Regions from separate parts of the Mus musculus genome. Here all the other regions are linked to region 3. A link is a loop called in an ENCODE intact Hi-C map of the cell type or tissue named here. Cell type or tissue: gastrocnemius. All regions are shown on one strand. Region 1 has its middle 30 kb from the start of Gm23278. Region 2 has its middle 33 kb from the start of Tdrd3. Region 3 overlaps Tdrd3 (tudor domain containing 3).

Evidence for each region. A loop is a pair of places that touch in the nucleus more often than their neighbours do. Peaks named below come from ENCODE experiments on the same cell type or tissue, not always from the same donor. Only the 100,000 strongest peaks of a DNase experiment are listed, where the experiment ranks them.
Region 1: it touches region 3 in a loop (6-fold over the local background); 18 of 42 quality-filtered maps call a loop at or near these places.
Region 2: it touches region 3 in a loop (9-fold over the local background); 5 of 42 quality-filtered maps call a loop at or near these places.

The regions. Positions count from the first base shown.
Region 1 is chr14:87,311,830-87,319,829 of GRCm38, forward strand. No RefSeq gene overlaps it. Among named protein-coding and RNA genes, the nearest start is that of Gm23278, 30 kb to the right of the region's middle. In gastrocnemius, a CTCF peak has its summit at 3,323 (motif pointing left); a DNase peak (open chromatin) is centred at 3,330.
Region 2 is chr14:87,379,576-87,387,575 of GRCm38, forward strand. No RefSeq gene overlaps it. Among named protein-coding and RNA genes, the nearest start is that of Tdrd3, 33 kb to the right of the region's middle. In gastrocnemius, a CTCF peak has its summit at 3,668 (motif pointing right); no DNase peak of the experiment used is centred here.
Region 3 is chr14:87,449,033-87,457,032 of GRCm38, forward strand. All of the region lies in intron 1 of Tdrd3 (tudor domain containing 3), which reads left to right. Among named protein-coding and RNA genes, the nearest start is that of Tdrd3, 36 kb to the left of the region's middle. In gastrocnemius, a CTCF peak has its summit at 3,248 (motif pointing left); DNase peaks (open chromatin) are centred at 2,825 and 3,251; H3K27ac peaks cover 268 bases.

The sequences.
Region 1 (8,000 bases), 140 kb before region 3:
CATAGACTTACGCAAGGAAGGCTGGGCTCTCCTTCCGTTAAAACACATAAACTTTCACATTTCTGATCTGTTCCTGCCCAAAGGACAGGCATGTAGCTCAAGGAAGAAAAAAAAAAATCAATGTTGTGGGTTTAGAGCTGTACATTGATAGAGGAAAGCCTTTGTTGACAATGTTGTCTGAAACTGTACGGCCTTCTCTCTCACGCTACTTCTTTCTGTTGTTTTTGTTTTGAGACTGGGTCTCCTGTAGTCCAGGCTGGCCTCGATGTTCTGACCTCCCGAATGGGATTACAGGTCTGCAGCGGCACACTAGTGGGATTCTCATCGAAACAAAGATAATTGTTCAAGTCTCTCTCTTTCTCCTTTTTAGTGAGAACTACATCGCACTACCTGGCCTGTCACAGATGACCCTAAACATATGTAGGCTTTCCTGTGCTCATCAATTTTTACTTCCCTGACTGGCAATTTCTCAATTTAAAAGAAAAGTATGCTTAGCAAAAGGAAAATGTTGGCCAACTAATGCTTTTTAGCTCTTGCAAGCAGTTATGAAAGTATTTTACTCTGAAAGTAGAATACTCAGCGTTGTTCCAAGAAACTTAGAATACACATCGCCTTTTGGCACTTTTGAATTTAAGAACACATCTCTTGGTAATGAAGAGTGCTTGCTCCAGCTGCTCACCCACATTGCAAACTACTCTGTCTTTTCTTTGGCATTTGCAAGATTTTGCTCATGATTCTTAAGTTTGATGACGTCACACAGCAGTGTCACGATGTGTCTTAAGGAGCCTTTATTTTTAGAACCTGTTCAGTGACGAGGAGTACTTCTTTAGCTTAAGGCCTGTTGTCTTTATATAATTCTGGAAAGTTCTAGGTCATTTTGAAGACAAACCTAAAATGTGAAGACGTCCAAACAAGCCTTTTTATTTCCTTTCCTACCTTTCTTTCATGTTTTCTTATTTTTTTGTGTTGTATCCTGAGTTATTTCCAGGGGTCACTATTCCTTCTTTTTCTACATCAGAACTGTTATTTGGCAAGTCGGTTTAGCAGTTCATTTTCCTACTGACCTTATTGCTTGCTTTCTATGGTTTGTAAATTGTCCCAACCACTTGTTTAAAAGACATACTAGCTCCCTGAGCATCCTAACCTTGTTTAGATCCAAGACTTTATGTACAGCTGGCTCTCTTACTGTAGTTGTAAATTCTCCTTTTATTTTTTTTTGTTTGCTCTCTTACTTGGCACTAAATCTCAATAGTTTTTGCTTCTGAGTCCATCAACTATAACCTGGCCCCCCAGAGGCCTCCCCTATGGGTGTTTTAAAAAGTCTTTAAGGGGTTTTGAAACCAACTACCAGGTTCCCTTTTTTTTATTCGGTTGCTTGGTTGTCATAGCATATAATAAGGACTATGAGTTCCAGCAGTATGCCTAGTCTACCTAGCTAGCTTGCTCCAGAAAGCGCCTGCCTCTGCCCTCTACAGTTGGAATTACAGATGGACTACTACGCCCACCTAGCATATACGTGATTTTCATGGATCCGGACTCTGGCCCTCTACCTATGCAGCAGGTGCTGTATCCACTGAGCCATAGCCCTGCTTGAAGCCTGTATCATTAGGAGAGTGAAAATCTCAGTCTTTTCACCTGAGCATTTGGCATTTTATGCAGACTCTTCTGCCCACATTTCCAGGCAGAGGCCCACCTCCGCTCTATTTAGATTCACTGGCCTCCTAGCAGGGAAATCCAAAATTCTCACTAGAGGCTGCAAGTCAGGTCCTCACTGGGAAGAGACTCCGCACCTTGAGTCTTATCTCTGCAGCTGTTAAAGACCTGATTATGACATGGTCCTCCCAGGCACTGGAGCTATAATCCCCTTTTACTCAGAGACTTCCTTATCTGTGTAACCTGGAGAGTTTTCTAATGTTGAATTTGGCTATATACCATCAACATAATTTAAAATGTTCTGTCGAGGGCTGGATGCTTCCTTGAAGGAGGGATGGAGCTCTTGCTTGCTTCATTTGCCATCTGAACTGGAAGTCTCTCCAGCCTTCCCTGTCTTTACAGCAAAAGCATTTTTTTTTTAAAAAAACAAGTCTGGTTCAGATGACGTATTTAAGAAATGGCTACTACACTGCTGTATAATTAAAGTATACATCATATTTTGCCTGCGCTGAATTTTAGTTTTTTTGTTTGTTTGTTTGTTTTTTGTTTTGTTGTTGTTTTTTTTCTCTAAATAAACCTTTGGAAAATGCAAAGAGCAAAAGACTAAGGCTATTTTTGGTGCCGTGTCAATTTGCTTACTCATTTTTATAGTGACATTCCACCCCCCCCCTTTTTAACCATCTAATTGCCTGTTAGGCTTATCTCAGAAATTGATTCTTTATAGTTCTATAATTATGTGATGGAGTCTTGGGTTTTGGTCTTGGCAGTTTGGGTCCAAATTCTAACCCTTACCTGTTCACATCGAACAGTGGGTACACCATAGTCACTTTCAGAAGGAATGAACAAATGAGTGAATGATATTGTTGAGTGTCTGTTTCTCCCATGCAGCGTGTGGGTAGTTACAGCAGAGACCTCACACACCACTTGCTTTGAGAATTAGGTGAGGTCCTCCCTGAGAAGAGTCTAGCATCATGTTTAACACAGACAAAGACTCAATGAGTATTAAGGATTACGTCTTTTATTCCATGAAGCTACGTGAAATGAGAATCTCCATGTCTGGCCATAGAAGAATTTCAGGAATCATGTATCCCGTTGCTTTCCCTCTTCATGCCTTTATCATTTCTGTCATCCCCATCTTCTTTTGAAAAATGTCTGCTCTTTTACAAAATCGTGTTCTTCAGCTTGAGCTCATTGCTATAATTTTTTTCCCCAGTCAAAAAAATTCAGACTGTTTTTTATATATTAGCAACAAACAATTGTTTGCTCTCCAGGCTTCTCCACGCATATCGTTATTAGTAGTAGTTATTAATTATTCAAAAAAAAACTAAATCAAGAAAAATAAATGCCAAGCAGAAGCCTGGCATGGCTGCACAAAGTGGAAATACCATGTCATGTTACTCTAAAGGAGAAAAGGGTTTTCTGATTTAATACATATTAAAAACAAAGGAGGAATAATAAAACCAGCATTTCCCAACTTCATTCTGATTTTCACTTATTACTTTTTAAAAGGGAGTTAAAATGTCTTAAAGAAAATTAGATCATTGTATAGTTCTATGCTATTATATTCCCTTTAATATTCAACTACAATTTATGTAATTTAAACTATAAATTTGAGAGTGCTAGTGGATTTCCCTGCTTGTGGTTAAATGTGGAAACCTATAGTGCCATCTTGTGACGAAAAGCGAAACTGCAGGACATTACCTCCTTTGAACACATTGAAAATACAGTGAGGAAAGGGTGTAGAGCTTACAGCTGTGCATAACAAAGATTGATTAGCATATTTCTGTTAATGTGGATAGACTTAATTTTAAAAGACAGAATGTAATGGGCTTACTACCCTCCAAGATGCCTCTGCAGCGCGGATAAGAGCTAGACAGGACAGGTTAATACACTGAATTGAAACTGTACATGCCACATTATCAAGCATCAGAATGTTTAAATTCGACAGCAAAGGGGGAGGGGGAGTGGTCTTATACTCTGAATTGCAAGGCTGCATTGATGGATGAACCAAAGATGCTAAACACAATAGGAAAAAGAAGGAGGTGTCTTCAACCCTGGGTAAACACTTTAACACCTGTATCAACCCATCAGCAGTGTATGAGGCAGGGATATCCTCCAGTTGCTATAGCAAGAGAATCTGGAGGGGTTAAAGGAATAATTTCAACTCACAGAAACTTATTAATGGAAATAATTCTTGGATTTTTGACCTCGCTATAGGAAGATACAGACAGCATTTGTTTTCAGGATTAGCGTGAAGCCCACTACAAATGAGTTCAAGGCCTGTGCAAATGTAATGAGACAGGAACCAGCCAGCACATGCCAACTGTCCCTGGTCGCTTGCTTGCACATGTGTGCTGAGAACAGTTATGCATCAAGCTGGCGTCAAGAGGCATGAAGCCATGCATGTAAGAAATGCGTTTGAGGTCTCACAGGGCCAAAAAGCATAAAGAAGACTGTTTTGTTAGAATGGACAACCTGAAACAGGATCTGGGAAGCGTCAGTCGGTGGCTAGCTAGGAGGTAGACAGGTGACACGCAGTGACAGCAACAACACTTGAAATGAACTCTCATTTTCCGTGGTATTATTTTGATGGGCAAAAGATAGTTCCCGGGAACTATGCTGAAGAAAATGCCAAGCACAAAGAAAAATTTCAAACAAAGAATGATGAAAGGCATCTAGCATCCTCTCACGGCCGCTCTTATTAACAATAGTTGGAGTTACTTTGCTGATGTAAGGCCCCATGGGAATTGTTCTCAGCTAAATAATTTAATCGCCTCCACTCCCTATATGTTTAAGGAGGCGTCCTGCTCACACAGTGAGACATACAACCAGAGGAATTTTACTCCTAAAACCTTGCTTTGAATTTTCCTGCCTTCATGGATTTAACTTAGATCCTTTAATGCCGTAATAATTTGGTTTCATATTGAATGTCCTTTGGGCTTTCATTGTCATTTATTTTTTTAAGAAGTTTTTTATGACTTCAAAATAATCCTTTTGGTGAAAAGGCAATTCAATTATAGTGACAGCATAAAAGGAGCCCGATATGATACAATTCTCCGCTGAGATCAGATTTACTGCTAAACCCAGATGATTTTATAAAACCAAAATTTGTATTTGCATTTCCAGACACTTGACTGAGAGACTTGCTCAGAATCGAAGACATCAAATAGACAAGACTCTCTCATCAAAATAAGGCTGAGCTGAAATTAAGAGCTTAAGCGACCCTTGGGGGAAATAAGTCACGGGCACAGCCAGGTAAGGTTTGAAAACATGTTTGTTAGGCTCAAGGTATTCTTTCTCTCAGAGGCATGAGGAAGTTTCCCATGTGGCATGAGTGTGGCACACACACACACACACACACACACACACACACACACACACACACACACTGACCTCACCATACTCATTGTAATAGGCTCAGTTCCTGGAAGACCTAAGTCTACATTAAAATCCTGGCTGCAGCATTGCACGGCATCTGGATTCTATGTTGTGTATCTATGATAATCTACAGAGGTGGTGATGGCCATGTCTATAGTATGAGCTCATATGAGACTATAGTGCTTGGCATATATTAGTTTTCCCAGAGTGTTAGCTGTAATTCCATATACAAAGAATGGCAAAAAGCTGTATATGTTTACATGTAAAGGGTTATATATAGACTTCCAGTGCTCATAAGGATGAGAGCATAACATTCATACTGCGTGTCTGGAAACAAACTTTCTGAAGATCAAGAATGAATTATTAGAGGACAGAAAGGGAATCCTGCGAGGCTTAAATGAATCAAGAGAAGCACGAGGCAAAGTGGGGAGTGGCAAAGCAGTTTTGTCCACAGTAGCTACTGCAGATGCCTAGTAAGTTTTTAAGGAAGGACTTGGTGGATGTTTAGAACAAGGCCAGAAGTCTAAAAGGAGCCAAGAGAGCCTTGGGGGAGGTATCTGGGGATTGGTAAATAACAGGGATTTGTGAGACCTCTCTTCCATTAAGTTCCTCATCTTTTTGTATTGTTAAAACCAAGTATTTATTATATAACCCAGTCTGGCTTTCAACTCTTTATCTGCCTGCCTCGACCTACCAGGGTGTCATGATTTTAACCTGTAGCATCTGTCCCAGTTTATTATCCTAATTACTTACAACCCCATTTTCTTCAGTTTCTGCTCAAAATGGCATCCTGGGACTTACAGCATGAAGCTTATGTTAGAGTTGTTAGAAGCTCAGCCTTGCAAGTCCATCTCGAGTCCTATATCCGCATCTGCACTTTTTAATAAGCTATGGCTGTCTATGCCGTATGCACCTTACAGTTTACATTGCACCTCTTTTCATAGACCTTAAGCTTTCAGCTGGCACCTAGTCATTCTTAATGGAAATTTATACACTGAATTAAGTTGAGTTCCTGGAGACTGCAGATGGAGCCCCTGGTGGAAATGGAAAAAGGAGTATCAACCAAGGCTTTGAACTAGAGTTCAGCTTCTCCAGTAAGTACAGAAATGAAGAAAAATCTTCTGCCTTGCTGTACATGCTGAAAGAGGAAAGAACAAAGTGATTGAGGACTGGAGCTGAGGGCTCTGAGAAGGAGGAATGAGAACCAGCCACCTAGACTCAGCATATACATCATAGGGCTCATCCCGAAGCAGTTCAATATGTCAAGTGCTCAAACAAATGGCTCTTCACATCCTATGCTGGGGAACACTGTGTGAGACAACCAGAGAGGCACAGAGGGAAGGGCAGGCAATTCTTATCCTGTCTGGAGGCATGGTGGGTTATCACGAAGTTTTACTTAGAGAATCATTCCCAGGGCCTTAAACTGCAAAAGGATTAAGTAGAAGCAGCTTCCTGCCCTTCTCAGACCATGGTTTTAGATCCACAAAGAAACTGGGCTTTAATCAGATGTCATCGTAATATCTGCTTTGTGGGGAAGGATGTTCCCCATGCTGACTCATGGATGAGTTGATGATGACTTCAAAGATATTTTAAAATATTCATTTTTAGATTGTATCCATCTATCTATCTATCTATCTATCTATCTATCTATCTATCTATCTATCTATCTATCTATCTATCTATCTATCTATCTACTTATCCATCTATACTAGCTAATTTTGTGTGTCAACTTGACACAAGCTGGAGTTATCACAGAGAAAGGAGTTTCAGTTGGGGAAATGCCTCCATGACATCCAGCTGTAAGGCATTTTCTCAATTAGTGATCAAGGGGGAAAGGCCCCTTGTGGGTGGGACCATCTCTGGGCTGGTAGTCTTGGTTCTATAAGAAAGCAAGCTGAGCAAGCCAGGGGAAGCAAGCCAGTAAGTAACATCCCTCCATGGCCTCTGCATCAGCTCCTGCTTCCTGAACTGCTTGAGTTCCAGTCCTGACTTCCTTTGGTGATGAACAGCAGTATGGAAGTGTAAGCTGAATAAACCCTTTCCTCCTCAACTGCTTCTTGTTCATGATGTTTGTTGCAGGAATAGAAACCCTGACTAAGATATATATACAAATAAGATATATATATATATATACATATAAATATATATCTATATCTATATATCTATATATCTATATCTATCTCTCTCTAACTCTCTCTATATCTATCTATCTATATCTATATCTACATCTACATCTACATCTACATCTATATCTGTATCTATCTATCTTAAGATAAGGTCTTCTGTAGCCGAGGCTGGCCCTCCAGTTTATTACTCTTTTGCTCAGCTTCCAAATAGCTAGAACCACAGGAATGTGCACAGTATAATCAACCACTTCTTTTTTTCTTATTTTTAATAATATCCTTATGTTTTAAGTTGGCTTTGAAAGGATAGAATTATCTCTTACCCTTGCATAAAATCTAGCTAGAATTTTTAACTAACTCTTCATAATCTACCTCACATAAATTGCCCTCTATGGTTGTGAGAATCCCCTTGTCTTGTTGCCTTTCATTTGAAACAATCTTGTCATTGGGGCCTTGACATAGCCATTGAGCTTTGGGGTCCTGTATAACTGGCCTTGAATTCTTAATCCATCCCTTGGTAGTCACACGGGTTTGAGTTACTAAACTTTGCTTCTTCTGTAATATGCCTGTTACTATGGGATCTTGCTTATAGAGTTTTAGATTTTTACAGAAGTAATATAGTTCAGTGTGTAAATCAAATGGATACTAATGTTTACTGAAGGACCAGACTGTGTTGCTAAACATGTTGCCACTTACAAGTCTTCCTGCCCACAGGGTAAATTTATTACCTATGATTCAGTTCCATTTTTGGACAAACAAGGATCATGGCAGTGTCCATGGAATTTTGTGAGCCCAGTAGGTGGGCAACTTCCTGCATACAGAGCATAACGAGAGCACAACAGCTGC
Region 2 (8,000 bases), 69 kb before region 3:
AATATCTTCAACAAAATTATAGAAGAAAACATCTCTAACCTAAAGAAAGAGATGCCCACAAACATACCAGAAGCCTACAGAACTCCAAATAGACTGGACCAAAAAAGAAATTCCTTCTGTCACATAATAATTAAAACACCCAATGCACAAAACAAAGAATATTAAAAGCAGTGAGGGAAAAATGTAACATATAAAGGCAGACCTATCAGAATTACACCAGAGTTCTCATCAGAGTCCATAAAAGATAGAAAATCCTGACATACAGACCCTAAGGGAACATAAATGACAACCCAGGCTACTATACCCAGCAAAACTCTCAGTTACCATAGATGGAGAATCCAAGATATTCCATGACAAAACCAAATTTATACAATATCTTTCCACAAATTCAGTCCTACAAAGGATGATAGATGGAAAACACCAACACCCTAGAAAAAGTTAGAAAGTAATCTTTCAACAAACCTAAAAGAAGACAGCCACATAAACAATTCCACCTCTAACAACAAATATAACAGGAAGTAACAATCACTTTTCCTTAACATTTCTTAACATCAAAGGACTCAATTCCCCAATAAAAAGACATGGACTAACAGACTGGATACGTAAACAAGGCCCCAAATTTTGCTGCATACAGGAAACACACTTCAGTGACAAAGACAGACACTATCTCAGAGTAAAAGGCTAGAAAAACAATTTTCTAAGCAAATGGTCCCAAGAAACAAGCTGGAGTAGCCATTCTAATATTGAATAAAATCTACTTTCAACCAAAAGTTATCAAAAAGGATAAGGAAGAAAACTTCATACTGGTCAAAGGAAAAATCTACCAAGATGAACTCTAAATTCTAACATCTACCCTCCAAATGCAAGGGCACCCACATTCATAAAAGAAACTTTACTAATGCTCAAAGCACACACCCCACACAATAATAGTGGGAGATTTTAACATTCCACTCTCATCAATTGATAGATCATGGAAACAGAAACTAAACAGAGACACAGCAAAACTAACAGAAGTTATGAACCAAATAGATCTAACAGATATTTACACATTTCATCTAAAAGCAAAAGAATATACTTTCTTCTCAGCACATCATGGTACCTTCTCCAAAATTGACCACATAATTGGTCACAAAACAGGTCTCAACAGATACAAGTAGACTGAAGTAATTCCGTGCACCCTGTTAGATCACCACAGACTAAGGCTCGTCTTAAATTCCAACAAAAACAACAGAAGACACACATATACATGAAAGCTGAACAACACTCTACTCAATGAAGAATGCCTTGTCATGCATCAATGGGAGGAGAGGTCCTTGGCCCTCTGAAGGCTCCATAGATGCTCCAGTGTAGGGGAACTGAGGGCAGGGAGGTGGGAGTAGGTGGGTGGGTAGGTGGAGGAACACCCTCATAGAAGCAGGGGAAGGGAGGATGGGATAGGGGGTTTCTGGGAGGGGGGGCAGACAGGGAAAGGGGATAACATTTGAAATGTAAATAAAGAAAATATCCAATAAAAAAAAAGAGCACTGATTGCTCTTCCAGAGGTCCTAAGTTCAAATCCCAACAACTACATGGTGGCTCACAACCATCTGTAATGAGATCTGTTGCCCTCTTTGGTGTGTCTAAAGACAGCTACATTGTACTTACATATAATAAATAAGTAAATCTTTAAAAAAAGAAAAAGAAAAAAGAAAAAGGAACAAATGTCCCCTGGTCTTCTGTGGTCCAATGTGTGCCTAAATATTACTTATTCATACAAGAAGGCAAAAACAAAAAACTCATGTTGCTTAAAAAAAACTAAACTGTTGTCCCAACCTGGTAAGAAGGAGACATGCTCCACTATGTTCATAGCAGCCTTATTTATAATAGCCAGAAGCTGGAAAGAACCCAGATGCCCCTCAACAGAGGAATGGATACAAAAAATGTGGTACATTTACACAGTGGAGTACTACTCAGCTATTAAAAAGAATGAATTTATGAAATTCCTAGGCAAATGTTTGGACCTGGAGGGCATCATCCTGAGTGAGGTAACACAATTCCAAAAGAACTCAAATGATATGTACTCACTGATAAGTGGATATTAGCCCAGAAACTTAGTATACCTGAGATATAAGAGACAATTTGTAAAACACATGAAACTGAAGAAGAACGAAGACCAAAGTGTGAACACTTTGCCCCTTCTTAGAATTGGAAACAATCACCCATGGAAGGAGTTACAGAGACAAAGTTTGGAGCTGAGACAAAAGGATGGACCATCTAGAGACTGCCATATCCAGGGATCCATCCCATAATTAGCCTCCAAACGATGACACCATTGCATACACTAGCAAGCGTTTGCTGAAAGGACCCTGATATAGCTGTCTCTTGTGAGACTATGCCGGGGCCTAGCAAACACATAAGTGGATGCTCACAGTCAGCTATTGGATGGATCACAGGGTTCCCAATGGAGGAGCTAGAGAAAGTATCCAAGGAGCTAAAGAGATCTGCAACCCTATAGGTGGAACAACATTATGAACTAACCAGTACCCAGGAGCTCTTGACTCTAGCTGCATATGTATCAGAAGATGGCCTAGCTGGCCATCACTGGAAAGAGTGGCCCATTGGACAGGCAAACTTTATATGCCCCAGTACAGAGGAACGCCAGGGCCAAAAAGTGGGAATGGGTGGGTAGGGGGGTGGAGGGGAGGGCATGGGGGACTTTCGGGATAGCATTGGAAATGTAATTGAGGAAAATACCTAATTAAAAAAAATATTAAAAAAAAAAACCTAAAATGTAGCATCTGTGTTTTATGAAAACCATATAGATCATTGGATGTAAATAAGAGGCATATAATTTCTGCATGGCAATTTCCTATATCAAGCAATATTTAATCAACATAATTAAAAAGCTTTGCCATGATCAAACTTTCATGCTTCTTCAAGAGAAATTCAACTTATTATTTTAAAAAGCATAATTAATATTGTTGGAACAATTTGACAAGATGTTAGTTTACAGTAAAATTTCAGTTTGGAGGACACAATGAGTAAATATTTCTGTATCATGGCAACGAGGGATATTTTAGTACAGTATGTCCTTCTATTTAATAATGTAAATTAATTATATGAAGTATTTGTCATCTTGATTTCTGTAGTGACAAAAAGAACCTGACAGATCTGCAGGTCGATAGAATTGAATGGAGCTCAGCAGAGACAAACCTTTGATGTGGATAGAATATTTGATCATAAGATGGAAAGGCCAAGGTAATGTCACAGAAATCAACTACTGTGGAAAAAAAAATCTCAGTTTATCAGTTCAACTTGGTAAACATGAAATATGTGCTGTTTGCTTCCTGAATTAATTTCTGCATGTTTCTGAAAAGTTATCAGGTAGGAATGAGGTCGTCTATGTTCTATCTTTCCTTAAATCTCATTTGCTTTTAATGAAAAGTGGTCATATCCCATATCATTCAAGAAGTAGACTGTGGCTAATGAAGCATATGATATTAAAAATAAAGCATACATAATCGAGTGAGCTTTTCCCCCTTCAGTTTGAAATATGCTGAGAGAAGTACTGTCTGTGTTGGAACACTTGTTGGCTTATGCAACTCATTTCTTCAGGTTTGGCTTGATTCAGAGGTAAACTAAGTCTTTAACTCTTTTAACAATGTTGCCCAGTAGAGGGTGCCATTTTAAGTCCACACTTGGTTGTAGGCTAAGATTTTTTTTTTTCCCCAAACCTACTGTATTTAGGGTTCTTAAATGCTTCTAACCCACTGACCAGAGGTCTCTGGGGCAGGGGGAAGGTTAATAGGAAAAGGGGTTTGTGGACCTGTTTAGGAGTAATTCATTGGGGCGATTCCACTTTTCATTGTCAGGATATCAGCAGTCCAGTTCAATAGCAGATACTAAACAGGCATCAATAATTGCAACCCTCTCCAGAAGAAACATCCAGGCTCTGTTGCTGCATCAGCAGGAGTCAGCTAAAGCAGCCGGGACCAGCCAGAATACCATGAGAAATTCTTTTGTGCATTTCTTGTATCTTTAATTTTTCTCAAATCCTATTTTTAATGATGGTTCATAAATGCTTTAACCTCCCTTTTTAACCCACCACCCACCAGAAGTAGTGAGAAAGGGATATGGGGGAAGTGGGCCTGTTTTAAAAGGTTCTTTGGAGCAACTCCTGTCTATGTTGTTTGGAAATCACAGATCAGTTCACAGGTCAGCAGGGACAGCTCGATCCACTCTCAACCCCTTCCTGGATACATGGCAGCAGTTGGGTTCTGTAGGGTCAGGATAGCCAACACAAATCAGCAGTGAGGCATGACCCAGGAGAGACAACCAGACCTCAGCCTCTGCTCTAGTCAGCAGGAAGGCCCGGTGCCAACGGGAGTTCTCAGCTGTGCCTCTCTCAGGGAAGTGATGACCAGGGAAGACTTGAGACCCTCAAACATTGCACAGCTATCTCTATAAGTGAGCCAAGCTCACCCAACCCTGTTACTGTCTGTCAAGTTCTATTTATTCCCTCAAAACATCACGCGTCCTTCAGGGTCTTGTCTCAGCTGACATCACTCTGCCAATCAACCTGAGTCTAAGGAAGTGGTGAGAAATTATACCACACCACCAGAAATTTTTTGGTGAGTTTCTCTTTATGGAGTCTTGACAAATGCAGCTCAACTATGCAATGTAATACAGACCAATACGTGTGTACTGTCAGCAAAGAATCCTTCCTCACGTGTCCTTTCACATGCTTGCTTCAGGAGAACATCCTCTCCTGTGTCTGCTTCAGTTATTCATCCCTTCACGAGTCTGCCTTAGTCTTTCACCTGTGTCCACTTCAGGAAAACACTCCTTCACGTGTTTGTTCCAGCAAAACACCATCCGACTGAGTTTCCCAAGAACTCTTAAGTTTCCACTTCAGTCTCTCTTTATTAAGTGAAGACCAGCAAAGACCAGTGAAGCAGTGGAGGTCTAGCAACGTAGTGGCTTGGTTCTATTTACATTCCTTCTAAACATCTTGTACCCTCTCAAGTGTGAGTTTTTCAGCTGAGAGGGATGAGACAAGCTGACTCCATGGCAGGCTTCAAATTGACAGTTAAGGAGACTAGGCCCAAGAATTGGGCAAGTCCAGGCTTGCCCAGGCAAGTCCATTGCTAATACAAAAAAAACCAAACAAACAAACAAAAAAAAAAAAACAAAAAAAAAAAACAAAAAAACCCCAAAAAACCCAGGCTCCAGCCTTCACACCCAGGTAATGGAATGTCCCAGCCACCTTGCCTAAGGCAAGGACAATGGGTAGGCAGCAGGTTCCAGACTTCCTCAGCTACTTCCTCAGGAACAGTTCCCAGTCCTCCTCAGCAAGTTTCCAGCCCCAACACACCCGGTAATGGAATGTCCATAGAGATGGTCCCAACAGATTAACATAGAGGTCACCTACCCTGGAATTCCCTAATGTGCTTTAAATCAGGCCTACAAGCTCACTTGGGTGTCTCTGTGGACTGGACCACAGCCCAGCACGCTGCCCAAGCTAATCCTAGAGCCAGGCCACACATCCCTCGGGGTGTCCCATTTCTGCTCTCACATTGCAGCCAACTTCTGAAGGAAGGTGGTCATAGGGCTGTTGTCATTTAGAGCTAATCTAGGGGGTGAGGCCTCAGCAGGCCAAGGATGGAGGTACTCTGGATATAGGGAAGGGAACCAGAACTTTCAGTAAGATTTGCTCTGTACCCTGGTGTGGGACAAGCAGGGGGAAGGGACCTGGTGATGCTCAAAGCTTGGTAATGGGGAGACCCCAGCATGCTGGACCTCTGCAGAATAAAACACTCTTGACATTTACATGCTATTTGAGTTGGGGTATCATTCTTTGGTGACTCATGGACCCCTTATACAGCAAAACATCGCATGCCCTCTCACAAGAGAGCTTCCAGGAAAACATCACATGACACAACTAAGTTGTAAGAAACAAGAAATTTCTATTAGGTGACTTCTGGTGTCTCCAGGAGAATATATTCTGACATTAATATCTAGGGGTGAAAAAGACAGTATTTCTCCTCACTCCAGCCATCCTAACTTTCCTTCTCATCCGACCAAATGAAGGTCCAACTGAGTAATGCTTCATTTTCCTGGGTACCTTCCATTCCCTCACACAAGCAACTCTGATGTTAGTCCCGTAATTACCCAAACTCTCTGCCAAGGCTATGAGGTTGATGCATGTTTTCAATCACATGTGGATATACTGCCCATGTTTGAGAGCCTATGGATACTGAAAAGGTCAGTTTAGGAAATTTGGGAAGGTCATGAAACACATTCCCCTCCGGAAGGGAGAGGCTAATATCCATTTCTCAGACCACAGGGTGGGAACCGACCTGTGGGTGGGGACACATTCTGCAGGACTGACTTGCCCACCTTCAGACTAGAGAAGTCCTTGTCACCTCATTCCCTAAAGACCGATCAGCTTAAAGGTTCCACTGTTCCACCAATCATATTGTGCCTAGCTGCTGATGCTCTATTCTGCGCCTGGAAACCATATAAGAACTCGAGGAGCTCCCAGGGACTATACCACCAACCAAAGTGTACACATGGTGGGACTCATGGCTCCAGCTGCATATGTAGCAGAGGATGGCCTAGTGGGTCATCAAAGGGAAGAGAGTCCTTCGTCCTGTGAAGGTTCTATGCCCCAGTGTCAGGAATGCCAGAGCCAGGAAGTGGGAGTGGGTGGGTTGGTGAGCAGCAGGAGGGGGTGGGGGTAGGGGATTTTCAGAGGGGAAACCAGGAAAGGGGATAACATTTGAAATGTAAATAAAGAAAATATCTAATAAAAAAAATCACACAGGAATCAGCAATGGCAGAGTCAAGAAAGGAGCCTGCACTCATAAGCCACTTCCACCATTTCCCAGAACATCTCTGACAGGACTACAAGGGAGTATTGGAATAATTACCATCATTGGCTTAGAAAGGTCAAGGTTTCTTTGGGTATGTAATTTTCTTCCTAAAGTCATTGGTTCTGGGTCCATGAGTTAAGAAAAGAATTGGCTAATCTTATTAAGAATATTTTGATTTAGAATTGAAGCAAGGAATTGTAGTCTCCCCTCCCCCAGCCTGAAACCTGCTTGCTCGGGGTGGAGCTTCCTGCTCATTCGTTCTGCCACGCCCACTGCTGGAACCTGAGGAGCCACACACGTGCACCTTTCTACTGGACCCGAGATTATTCGGCGGGAATCGGGTCCCCTCCCCCTTCCTTCATAACTAGTGTCGCAACAATAAAATTTGAGCCTTGATCAGAGTAACTGTCTTGGCTACATTCTTTTCTCTCGCCACCTAGCCCCTCTTCTCTTCCAGGTTTCCAAAATGCCTTTCCAGGCTAGAACCCAGGTTGTGGTCTGCTGGTCGGACACAACAATTGGCGAACCAACGCGGGACTGAGAAACGGCAAAGGATTTTTGGAAGAGACGCTGCTGGTTCGGAGCTCCATAAAATAAAGGATAAGGGAAATTCATACCGGAGAAGGTATGGGCTAAGCTGAGACAGCGTTAAACCCGAGCGCTGGTTCACTTAGGTTCAGCAGTGAGGAGCTGGGTAATAGGCGGTAGGCCGTAGCTCTCCGAAGCTACATGAGGTGTGAGAAAAGAAAGGGTTTATTAAAAGGAATAGGCGGATTGCCCCAGTTAATAAAAAATGCATCATAAGGGAGGAAAATGTCCCAAAAAGCAGAGAGAAATATCTCTCTGGGCCTTATAGCAGGAGTACTCTGTTACCTTTTGTGTCTTGTCTAATGTCCGGTGCACCAATCTGTTCTCGTGTTCAATTCATGTATGTTCGTGTCCAGTCTGTATGAATGAATGTTCTATGTTTTGTGTTGGATAATAAAGATGGTATAAAAAACTTTATCTGCAAAGCTGAGAGCTGCCACGTGTTTCAGCCAGGAATCAGACACGTGGCGGGAGGGCCCCTGCTGGAAAAACTGTTCCTTTTAGGAAATAAGGGCGAGTGCACAGCCTCTAAGTTTCAGAGTAAAAAAGCTAATAAAT
Region 3 (8,000 bases):
AGTTCATTATATATATTGAATATTAGTCCCCTATCTGATTTAGGATAGGTAAAGATCCTTTCCCAATCTGTTGGTGGCCTTTTTGTCTTATTGACGGTGTCTTTTGCCTTGCAGAAGCTTTGCAATCTTATGATTGGTCGATTCTCGATCTTACAGCACAAGCCATTGCTGTTCTATTCAGGAATTTTTCCCCTGTACCCTTATCTTCGAGGCTTTTCCCTACTTTCTCCTCAATAAGTTTCAGTGTCTTTGGTTTTATGTGGAGATCCTTAATCCACTTAGATTTGACCTTAGTACAAGGAGATAGGAATGGATCAGTTTGTATTCTTCTATAGGATATATTTTAAAATTATTATTTGCTCAGCTGTTCTAATAAACCTTCCAGGCTTAGAATCTTCATGGGTTGGTTCGGTATGGAAAGCATTTTAATATTTTAAATAGGGAAATGATTTTATGATGTATTGTTACCTATCTTTTATAGTTAGTCTTCAAATGTCATTTTTATTTTGGTATCAGAGAGAAACAATTATTGAAACAATATTGAAAGCATTGTTGTTAATATCTACTTGTCAGTGAGTATATACCATGTGTGTTCTTTTTTCACTGGGTTACCTCACTCAGGATATTTTCTAGTTCTATCCATTTCCCTAGGAATTTCATAAATTCATTCTTTTTAATAGCTGAGTAGTACTCCATTGTATAATGTACCACATTTTCTGTATCCATTCCTCTGTTGAGGGGAATCTGGGTTTTTTCCAGCTTCTGGCTATTATAAATAAGGCTGCTATGAACATAGTGGAGCATGTGTCCTTCTTACCGGTTGGAGCATCTTCTGGGTAAATGCCCAGGAGTGGTATAGCTGAGTCCTCAGGAAGTACTCTGTCCAATTTTCTGAAAAACCGCTAAACTGATTTCCAGAGTGGTTGTACCAGCTTTCAATCCCACCAGCAATGGAGGAGTGTTCCAGTATCTGCAGCATGTGCTGTCACCTGAGTTTTTGATCTTAGCCATTCTGACCTGTGTGAGGTAGAATCTCAGGGTTGTTTTGATTTGAATCTCCTTGGTGACTAAGGATGTTGAACATTTCTTTAGGTACTTCTCAACCACTCAGTATTCCTCAGTTGAGAATTCTTTGTTTACCTCTGTACCCATTTTTTAATAGGGTTATTTGGTTCTCTGGAGTCTTAACTTCTTGAGTTCTTTGTATATATATTGGATATTAGCCCTCTATCGGATGTAGGGTTGTTAAAGATCTTTCCCCAGTCTGTTGCCGTTTTGTCTTATTGACAGTATTCTTTGCTTTACGGAAGCTTTGCCATTTTATGAGATCCCATTTGTCTATTTTTGATCTTAGAGCATAAGTCATTGGTGTTCTGTTCAGGAAAATTTCCCCTGTGCCCATGTGTTTGAGGCTTTTCCCCAATTTCTCTTCTATTAGTTTCAGTGCCTCTGGTTTTATGTGGAGGTCCTTGATCCACTTGGACTTGATCAAGCTTTGTATATGGAGATAAGAATAGATCAACTTGCATTTTTCTACATGTTGACTGCCCGTTGAACCAGCACCATTTGTTGCTGTCTGTTTTCTACTTGATGCTTCAAGCTCCTTTGTCAAGATCAAGTGACTGCAGGTGTGTGGGCTCATATCTGGGTCTTCAGTTCTACTCTATTGATCTACCTGCCTGTCTTTGTCCCAATACCATACAGGTTTTTTTTAATCACTATTGCTCTTTAATACAGCTTGAGGTCAGGGATGGTGATTCCCCCAAATTTCTTTTGTTGTTGAGAATAGTTTTCACTATCCTGGGTTTTTTGTTACTCCAAATGAATTTACAAATTGCTCTTTCTAAGTCTATGAAGAATTGAGTTGGAATTTGATGGTGATTGCATTGAATACTCAAAATGCAATTCACAAACCGAATGACGCTCAAGAAGGAAGACCAAATTGTGGATACTTTGATCCTTCTTAGAAGGAGAACAAAATCATCTTGGGAGGAAATATGTAGAAAAAGTGTGGAGTAGAGACTGAAGGTATGACCAGTTTAGAGACTGCCCCACCAGTCATCAAACCCAGACATTATTGTAGATGTCAAGAAGTGCTTGCTGACAGGAGCCTGATACAGCTAGCTGTATCAGAGAGGCTCTACCAGAGCCTGATAAATACAGAGGTCGATGCTCACAGCCAACCATTGGACTGAGCACAGGGTCCACAATGGAGGAGCTAGAGAAAGGAGGACTGAAGGAGCTTGCAGCCCCATAGGAAGAACAATATCAAACAACCAGACCCCCAGAGCTCCCAGGGACTAAACCACCAACCAAAGAGTATACATAGTGGGACCCATGACTTCAGTTGTCTATGTAGGAGGGGATGGCCTTGTTGGATATCAGTGGGAGGAGAGGTCCTTGGTCCTATGAAGGCTTGATGCCCCATTGTATGGGAATGCCAGGGCGGGGAGGTGGGAGTGAGTGGGTGAGTGGGGGAGCACGCTCATAGAAGCAGGGGGAGGGGGAATAGCATAGGGGGTTTCTGGGGGCGGTGGGGAGGACCGGAAAAGGGATAACATTTGAAATGTCAATAAAGAAAATATGCCCCCCCCCAAAAAAGAAAGAAAGAAAGAAAGAAAGAAAGAAAGAAAGAAAGAAAGAAAGAGAAAGAAAGCATCTTTGTAGCTACTACACATCAGAACACAATTAGGTGCTCACTGTACAGATCTGAGCACCGGAGCTGGGCTTCCTCAGACAGACATAAGCAGTGCAGATGTGACTGCCTGCCTGTGACCCTGGCATTCAGACATGCTAGCACCAGAGCAGCTGCCTCCAGGCTCAGCACAGTACCTGTCTATTATGGTGGGCTTTGAGGACAGTGTGCCCATGCCAACCTTGGAACCCCACGTGCACTTATGCAACACACTCACACACACACAGTCACACACTCACACTGTATTCATAAATTTCTGCATTTCCAAAGGATAAGTGTAGAAACAAAGTAAACAAATGTATCTTTTCATGGACTGTTTTTTGTTTTATCAGTTGTACCTTTGAATGTCTACTAAAGGAGTTTCTTCTAAACTTGATTTTTATATCAAACAAAAATTCGGAAATTCCAACAGTTCATTTTATTTTCTCTTTATTTCCTGGCAGCAACAACAGCGACAACAACAATGAAATGTCCTAGCCTGCTTTAGTACGTTTATTTGAGGCTTTGCTTTCCAGCAGCAATGCAGTATTTTACTAGTGAATCGATGCTGCCATCTTGTGGTCTTTTCCGGTAGTGCAGTCTTCATAATTATCCCTGTTAGGTCAGCTCTTCAAAGACAGTCCTTAACAACAACAACTTTTGATTTTTAGTTTCCAAATTTTAAATGCTTTAAAATGTTACCTTAGATATAGTTTTGTAAAAGATTTCCCCTAGAACTTTTACTCTGGCCATTGAAATTCTTAAAGTTGACCAGCAGGTTGTTAATTTTAAGTATCCATATTGTTTTGTATTTCCTTAACTAGCTTTTCAGGATAATAGATACTCTGTAGTGTTTAGTTAGTTGTAAATAAGTTTTTGCACATTTGTCTTATTTCTGCTACAGACTATTTTTCTGAAGTTAGGCCTTTTGTGTACTATGACTTTCATGATGATTTCTTTGACTTTAAGTGTGTCTATTTTTATAACAAACTAAAATTTGATGTAAAAGACACTAATGTTTAATGTGTTGTGAATGTATGTGTATGCAGGAAAATTATTATAACAGATTAATATAGCAGCAAAAATATCTTCGATTTGTACATAAATCATAAAAAGTTAACACTGAGAAAAGCAATTCTAAAGATAGTTTATTATTAAATGAAATATATGTTGTATTGAGAGAAGTTTACTAAATTAAGACTACCACCAAGGACTTATACTCAGAGGGACTTTAAACACACACACACACACTCTCTTTTTATATATATATATATATATATATATGTATATATATATATACATATGTATACACACACACACACACACACACACACACACACACACATATATATATATATATATATATAGCTAGCTTTGGGCCATCTATATGTAAACCATAGAAACCATAGAACCATAGAAAAAGTTGTATTTCCAGCTTGATTTCTGTGTCCTGCAACTGAAGTGTATTATGTCCTTAGGAAAAGCTCTTATCTCGGTATAATAGGCAACTAAAAGCAGCAACTGTGTTGTTGTGAGGTTGCTGGGACCTCCCTTGCTCTGAGATTTTTATCTTATAACCAATGCTTCCCTTGGGAAGAAAAATTCTCATCCATGCAGGATACCTGTGCTCATCCTTTTGTTGTTGTTAAGTCTTTTCATTCACTTTTATGTACATTTCGTTCAATTACACACACTCATCCCCCTCTGGTGTGTGTGTGTGTGTGTGTGTGTGTGTGTGACTGAGAGAGAGAGAGAGAGAGAGAGAGAGAGAGCGCTCATGTGAGCGTGCTCATGTATCCGCCCTCCTGCCTGTCTCTCACCTCCCCGTCTGCACTTGACCCTCTAACCCACAGACTTCCCTGTCTACTTTTGTCATGTGTTCTGCTTTGTTCAGCCACCTTAAGTCCTTGCACCCTTCCCGCTATCATGGACCGTCTACTTTTCAGGCCTCTATGAACACTCCAAATTCAGCACACAAATTGAAAATCTTGAAGATCCGTGTATAAGACAGAGCAAGTGTTTTTAGGTTACCTCACTTTGTATACTAATTCCTGTCCCGTCCATTTTCCTTGTCATTTCACTTTCTTTAGACATGAATGAAGTTCCATTATGTAGAGGTACCACAATTCCATTGTATGGTCATCAGGTACTGGACATCTACACAGCTCAATTGTTCTAGTGTGGCTTGTTCTTTCTTGTGTACTTATGGATGGATTTGCCAAACGATTCTTTCAACTCTATCTTGATCACACTGCTGTTGCTGTGAAGAGACACCGTGACCATGGCAACTGTTCTGAAAGAAAGCATTTAATTGGGGCTTGTTTCAGAGGATGAGAGGTTTAGTCCGTTATCATCGTGACAGGGAACCTGCTATCACACAGACAGACACTGTGCTGGAGAAGGAGCTGAGAGTTCTCCGTTCTGTTCGCATGCATCAGGAATAGAGAGTGATGCCGGGTCTGCCTGGCTTGTGGTTTCTAAGCCCCCAGTGACACTTCCTCCAATCAGGCCACACCTCTTCAGCCTTCTCAAGTAGTGCCACTCCCTGATGAGCCTGTGGGGGTCATTCTTAGTTCAAACCACCACAGAGTATCTTCTGTAGCGCTTGCTAAGTGGTCATAGAAACCCTTAGTCAATTTTTATCATGCAAAGTATTTTCTTTTCAGTTATGTCACATAATTTTGCTGATAACAGTAATATGGTTTGGCAATAGGGAATCCTTCAATGCCCTTCTGGTCTTAAAAGTTTTGGTTGAATAATCTGTTATTCTTATGGGCCTGCCTTTTTATATGTTTGTTTTGTTTTTATTTGTATATTGTTTGAATTTTTAAGATGTTTTTAAGCAAGACACAGTAAAGCCTGTAAAGTAGACTGTTCCGTGGGCAGAACAAAGGTTTATTGGAGACCATATTGTCAAGGCCGCGCTGTCTGCAGTGGAGGGAAGGTGGAAACTTGCTCTCTGCAGTCTCCATGTATTGAGTGGTTCTAGTGTGAGCATAAGTGATTTTTTTTTTTTTTTTACATTTCATATGTTTGCTGTGCCCACAGTAGCTTGAGTTATTGGAATTTAGTTACTTTATCTTCATGTTCCATCAGGAATTACATATTAAATTTTCAATCTGATGTCTACATATCATATAGGAGCTAGTGACTCAGTGTGGCAGCAAATAAAAAATATAGTTCAGAGACACACCCCTGCCAACCGTCTTCCCCCATCCCTCAAGAAACCAAAACACAAAGCTGCAGTAAAAGTCCCACGAAGACATTTAATTCAGAGACAAGGCTATTGCTTCATTGTCACATGGCTCCTGTGTCTAGGTTGATAGAGCCCCTGTTAATTCAGAGGATGGTTTTCTCATTGACATTTTAAAGCCGACGTGCTGTCTGTATGTACTAATAGACTACGTGCTGTCTGTATGTACTAATAGACTACGTGCTGTCTGTATGTACTAATAGACTACGTGCTGTCTGTATGTACTAATAGACTCTGTCCTGTTATTTTCGAAGTTTGAGTTTCAGTTCACACATAAGTGGACATTGATCATCTCAGTGAGTGGAGATATACATGTATATGTACATAAACACGCATATATACCTATTCATATATACCTATTCAATTCAATTCAATATATATGTTTATATATGTGAATATCTATATAAAGTGTGTGTGTGTATATATATATATATATATATATATATGATTAGTGAACTCTTGACAAAACAGGAGCATAAGTGATTGACACCTTCAGCTGACAGCCGCTGGTAAGGACATTAGTTGCGGGTCTGATTGTGTTCTTCCCTTTCCCGTGCTGTATGAAATGGCATAAAAGACCCCTTCTACTTTCACCTGAAACGGTTAGCTGTGACTGTTCACTATTAGAGAAATAGCCACAGTGTCACACCGCATCTCTGCACGAGTGAGCATGTGCTGCTCTGTGGATGACCCAACAAGCTCCTACGTATCGGAGTGCATGTGCCCGTGTGAGCCGAAGCCTGCTTTGTTTGGCTTAATAAAAGCACAAGGGCCGGAAATGAGATGAGACAGTAACTGCCTCCCTGGTCCCCATGCTGAAGCTGGGTCATGGCTGCCTGGTGGTAGGGCCTTGTGCAGTGTGCAGGGCTGCTGGCCAGGAGGCCTATGGATTGTCCCAGACTCAGAGATAGATCAGGGCAAGCTGGCTTTGTTTTGGCCATCCTGGTTATAGTGGGTGTTCCTGAGCCCTGACATCTGGATGTAGCAAGTAAGGTTGAAACAATAGCCTGTCTTTTACCCTGGCTTTCTGCCTTCCAGATGTTTTCAGGGTTTGGGTGTGTCTGTCTCTTAACCTGAGGTGAAGGTGTTGGTAGTGACCTTCAGCTCTGCTGCTCTGCAATTTTCCATCTAGTTGGAGCTGACTGCTGATTTGAAATGGTTGTTTTTGAAGTTGAATGAAATGCTTTTGAATGGTAATTAAGTGACACCAATAATTTTATTATTTTGTGTGTGTGTGTGTACTCTTGTACGATAGTGCAAGCATGGTAGTCAGGACAGCTTGTGGGAGCTGGCTCTCTTCTTAAACCTCATAGGTGACAGGGATCAAACTAGAGTTATCTGGACACTCTGTAAGTGCATTGTCTAACTGAGCCTTCTTGCTAACTCAGGCAGCATTTAAAACCAATGCATGTTTTCTTTTTGAGATTAAAGTATAATGGTCTCATTCCCTCTCTCCTCCCTCTAATCCTTCCCATACACCCCTCCTTGCTCTCTTGCAAATAAATGGTCTTTATTTTCATTAATTATTGTTACATACATATGTGTATATGCGTATGTATTCTTAAATGCATAAATAAACTGCTCAGCCTGCATAACGTTACTTGTATGCATGTTTTCAGGACTGACTGACTGGTATTTGGTACTGGTATGATCAATTACTGGATGATCAATTACTGGATGATCAATTACTGGATGATCAATTACTGGATGATCAATTACTGTGCTCTTCCCTGGGGAAGACAATTCCAAGGAAGCTTTTGTTCATTTTTTAAAAATCATTTTGGAAATTTTGTAAGCAGATTAAACTTATATAACGTGTCATTTCTACTGAAACTAAGATAGCGCATCACAGGCAGACTTAGAACTCAGTGGCTTTTCCCACAAATCATATGGATAATTTTATTTTTATATATTATCCCATTAAGGGTATAGAAAAATATGTATGTATTCTTAGGATAGCATATAGACTAGGATGTTTTGCTCTTAGTATTAAATAGAAAATAAAACTGGATATTATAAAATTTTGCTTACTATTAAATGTAGGTACTATTATGCTGTTTATTTTATTTAACA